Linked DNA regions of Homo sapiens: region 2 is linked to region 1. The links are chromatin loops, found by intact Hi-C in ENCODE. Cell type or tissue: endothelial cell of umbilical vein. All regions are shown on one strand.

Region 1 (2,500 bases):
AAGCATATATACCCCCAATACTGAAAGCAGGAACTCATATTAGTATCTATACTCACATGTTCATAGCAGCACTATTCACAATAGCCAAAATGTAGAAACAGCCCAAATATCTATCAGTTGATGAATAGCTAAAGTTATTGTGGTATTTATATACAATGGAATATTATTCAGCCATAAAAGGAATGAGGTACTGGCACATGCTACAACATGGGTGAACTTTAAAATATTTGCCAAGCAAAAGAAGCCAGAAGACGCAAAAGTCACATAAGATTGGATTTCTATGAAATATCCGTAGTATGAAAGAACACAGATTGGTGGTTATCTGGGGGAGGTGGGACAAAGGGATGGGGAGCGAATGCCTAGTATGTATGGAGTTTCTTTCTGGGCTGATGAAAATGTTTTGGTCCTAGATAGAGTGTTTGCATAGTACTGTGAATGTACTAAATGCCGCTGAATTGTTTGCTTTAAAATGGTTGCTTTTATTCAGTGAATTTCACTGCAATTGAAACACATGCACACAAGCACACGTATACACACACGAATTTATTCTCTCATAGTTCTGGATTTCAAAAATCCTAAAACCTAGGGGTTGGAGGGCTCTGTTCCTTCTGGAGGCTCTAAGGGAGGCTTCATTCCATGCCTTTTTCTGGCTACTAAAGGCCATCTGCCTTCCTTGGCTTTGGCCCCTTCCTCTATCTTCAAAGCCAGCAGTGACTTCAAATTCCTGTCTCAGTGATGTCTGCTTCAGTCATCACATCGTCTTCTCTGACTCTGGCCCTCCTGCATCCCTTATTATAAGGACCCTTGTATTACATTGGTTCTACCTGAATAGTCAAGAACACTCTCCCGATTTCAAGATCCTAATCCCATCTGCAAAGTCCCTTTTGCCATGTCAAGTAACATATTCACAGTTTTCAGGGATTCAGAGGGGGACATCTTTGGGGGGCTATCACTCCATCCACCACACCCTGACACCCCTTCAGTGAACTCCTTTTCTTCCTTCAGTTAGCCAGTGTCTGTTGCTTGCAACCACAGAACATTAATTGATAAAATACTTCCTGTTTTTCAGCACTGTATTTTGAATGAAGAATGTGAAAGTAACAAGCAGGACTTGGTGATTTCTTGATCCTGATGGAGAATGACTAAGGAAATCTGCAGGAATTTCACATTTAGCACAATGCTTTCCCCAGGAGCAAGGAAGCCTGGAGAGCAGATGCTTAGGAAGTGTCTGACAGCTGAATGAGTCACGGGGTGAGAAGAGAAGGAAAGTTTAAAGCCTTTAATCAGAGGATATAGAAGCAGGGATAAGACTGAACAGAGAGGAGCAAGGAAGCAGGAAAATATATTTCATATAAAAATCTAAGTTAGAAGGCAGGTTAGCACACATAGCATAAAAGTTGCTAATCCCCCTTCTTTGTCAGGTGACACTCTCCTACTGTCAAACCTGAATCTGAGTCAGAGGTCACCTTAGCCCCAGGAAGTCCTTCTGATGTTCCCAGAGAGAATTAACAGCTTTCTCTGTTCCACAAATATATACTGGGTGCTTACTGTGTTGCTCTGAACACATGCAGTCGCAGAAAATTCTTCAAAAGAAGGAACCTGCTTTTGCCACTGTCTAAAAGTGCCTGGGACACATTGGGGGTTCACATGCTAGCCACATTTTTAAAAGCCATGGGCCAGCACAGCTAAAAAGAACTGTTTGTTTGCTTTAGACATTAGCATTCAAAGCCATCTTTATTTATATTCCATTTCATACAGACCCTTCAATGTATTTTTAAAAATCAAACTTGGAATCACAGCACTTTTGTATGCCCCAGGAATCTATTATAGCTCAGTAACTTTTAGGACCAGTTTACCAAAACCTGGCATTGGTTTTCACAGGTGCATTTCTTGCAAGCCAAACTGGCCTGACAAGGAAATAAATGCTCACTTGCAGGGTCATTTCTAGCTCTGATGGGCCAGGCCACTTCATTTCCCAGAGCCTCTTAAGGAGGAAGCTATTTGACTTTCTGCGTCAACCAAACTGTCAGTGTTACCAATTCCTTTGACTTTGACCTAGAAATTTTATTCATGCAAAATGGAGTGAGCTCGGTTTTCTTTTTTTGTTTTGTTTTTTTGTTTGTTTGTTTTTGGAAGTCATGGTTCCTGGAAGAGCGGAGAACACTCTTTGTTTAATATATCACCTTAGGGTTCAGATATCACTTATATTTCATTCTCAAAAGCCATCGTATGAGTCAGCCCTGTCTTTACAGGTACTGTGTTTGTTGAAAGGGGAGAGGGTTGTTTGCTCATCCAGGGTGGAGAAACCTCTGAGAGTAGCTGGATATTGCCTTTTTCCTCCACCCTCGGGCTATGGCCTGTAGTCAGTACACAGTGGGTAAACCGCAGGTTGCCTAAAGCAACCATGATAGCCAGAGTTGCCTGCAAAAGCACATTGTCATTTGGATGGCAACACTGGATTTTAATTATGACCATCCAGAGTCACTGCCTTCCATACCAA
Region 2 (2,500 bases), 160 kb after region 1:
AAGAGGTTTTTGTGATAATATAATCCCACTAGTAATGATCATGTTATCATCATTATGTAATTTAGAAAATTTATGAGTCAGTGAAAGTCATTTTCAAGATGGTATACAGAAGTCGACCTCATAACCTCCATTCCAGCCAAATGGCACAGCTCAAACTTCCTGAATATGCTTACATATTTTTTGTTTTATTACCTTTATTTCTAACTCTTTCTTGAAGTCTTCCCAGTCATCAAGCTGGAAAAAAAAATCCCTCCCTCCCCTGAAATCACGTATGGCTTGTTAAGAACACTTGCTATATTAACCTCCCTGGGCTTTTCTTTGTAATTGGTCATGTAAATATTATACCAACCCTGACTGACTGAGCTTCTTGGAGCTCAACTCTGTATCATACTTATTTCTATACACTCCCCCAACACCCAAACAACACCTTGCTGTGGCAGGTGATCAATAAATTTTTGTTGGTTAAAATGAACATTTTGAACAACAGTGAAAATAGGCATTTATCTAACCTGTGAAGATGGTGCTACTGTACAGTGCTGTAAATACATACCAACTCATGAGTCTAATAAGTGGAGACCCAGCACTGCTTGGCCTTTTCAAGTTTTTCCCTTTTGGTGTATTCCTTTACAAATCTTTCCCCGCTTTATAGACTAAATAGCATCCATCATGTTAAGTCAGTGAATCCCATTTAGCAATTAAAGGTGATTACAAGAGCTATCAGGCATCTGCTTTCAATATTATTCCAGGCATGGGAAATTAGTAATGGCCTGCCTTTTCCCTCAAACCACTGCCTAATGCCTTGATTTTTGGAAGATTTTGCCAAACCTGCTTTGTGGTCTTGCCTTGCTAAGATCTGGAAGAATTTCATATTTTCTCTGAAAGTATTGCTAAAAAGAATAAAAATATCCTAGAATGGGTTGGGTGGTTTCCCTAATTGAATACATGGGCCTGAAACACTCCTGTATTGAAACTAACTCTATATACATGGCATGTAACCAGTAAAATGAAAAGCAGATGCTGTAATTTTCACGTAATAAATTCATATGCAATCTCTTAAGATAGTTGAGTGTACTTCAGAAAGCCCAGTAGAGAAAAGACATGAATAAGTGCGGTTAGCCTAGAAGCGGACAGAAATTTTATAATGGGGTGGGTAGGTGGGCTGGGGATGGACAGAGACGTGGAAAGAGCTACAACCTCACTTAAAGCAATGCTGCCCCCATGTGGATACCAAAAATTAGAATCTGTAACTCAGTCAACAGCTCTTTATTCTCCTTAGTAATAAGACCTTCCACTTCCTGTAATTTCAATTTGATGGCTGTTGCTAGGACAACTAGGAAACGAGGCAAGGAACAGACAGACCTCCAAAAAACAAACAAACAAACAAACAAACAAAAAAAACAAACGAAAAAAACAGGTCACTGAAGTGAAGTTACTATATTAATTCTAACTTCTAACAGGAACACAGGAACAGTGGCCCTGCCAAGGGAAATGCGAAACTGAATCTAAAATGAGGTGCCACTGTCCTGAAAAATGATGGTTGAGGTACACAGTGCTCATGTTCAGGCTGTGTGATAGACTCATCTATCAAAGAGTGCTTGTAAATGCTTCCCTTGGAATTGGATGACAAAACAACTTTATCTCAGTATGCACGCAGTGGGAAGGAAAAATTCATTTTTTAAAACCTGTAGTCACTTTAAGTTAATCACTCTGACAAGTATTTCTGTTTGCAGTTGAATTGTCAAACAGATAATAAAACAAAATAAACATGGTGTAGAGAGGTCTCTAGGCAAAACTGCAGTTAATGTACCTCGGTAAAAATGGCAGGAGTATTCCAAAGTATTACAGAAATGTGAAAACTTGAAAAGCTGAAAAAGGTTAAGATGAGTTCTAATGTTTCATTTAGATCCTTATTAGGAAGTGACTACTCTATCTGAGTCTATACTGACTAAAAAGTGTCTTGTTCACGTGCTGCAATAACTTGCACCGGGAGGTAGAGTAGGTACTGAATGTGTGCTTCACACTTCCCCTCAAGGACTCAGAAATGAAGCTAGAAGGGAATATGGAGTTCATTCACATCCAATCTCCTCTTTTTACAGCTGATCTAACTGCAACCTGCAGAGGTTAAGTAACTTGCTCCCAAACCCACAAAGTTATTTCTGGTGAAGCCAAGACTAGAACTCGGTTTTCTCAACCTTCATTCCAAGGCTCTTTTGTCTCCTTGTGTTCTTAGATGGAAATGCCTGTGTCTGTTATTACACCTCAACACTGAAGTATGTGTGCAAAGTCACTGGGTTTCTACAGATGTTATTCTGCATGTAAATTTTATCTTATTTCTCCCCAAGTGACTTTAAATTTGGAGCAATTTCAAAATTAGCATTCTTTTGGATAAAGATTTAGTTGGCTTCAATCCCAGCACTCTGGGAGGCCAAGGCAGGCAGATCATGAAGTCAGGAGATTGAGGCCATGCTGGCTAACATGGTGAAATCCTGTCTCTACTAAA

What was found. Hi-C counts contacts between places; a loop is a spot of excess contacts. Peaks named below come from ENCODE experiments on the same cell type or tissue, not always from the same donor. Only the 100,000 strongest peaks of a DNase experiment are listed, where the experiment ranks them.
Region 2: a loop joins it to region 1, with 4 times the contacts of the local background. A loop is called at or near these places in 4 of 110 quality-filtered maps.

The regions. Positions count from the first base shown.
Region 1 is chr9:77,587,296-77,589,795 of GRCh38, forward strand. The region is part of intron 1 of GNA14 (G protein subunit alpha 14); the gene reads right to left. Among named protein-coding and RNA genes, the nearest start is that of GNA14, 60 kb to the right of the region's middle. RefSeq lists an enhancer at 190-1,095. In endothelial cell of umbilical vein, no CTCF peak of the experiment used is centred here; a DNase peak (open chromatin) is centred at 1,176; H3K27ac peaks cover 2,173 bases.
Region 2 is chr9:77,750,426-77,752,925 of GRCh38, forward strand. All of the region lies in intron 5 of GNAQ (G protein subunit alpha q), which reads right to left. Among named protein-coding and RNA genes, the nearest start is that of GNA14, 100 kb to the left of the region's middle. In endothelial cell of umbilical vein, a CTCF peak has its summit at 1,215 (motif pointing left); DNase peaks (open chromatin) are centred at 156 and 1,216; H3K27ac peaks cover 1,299 bases.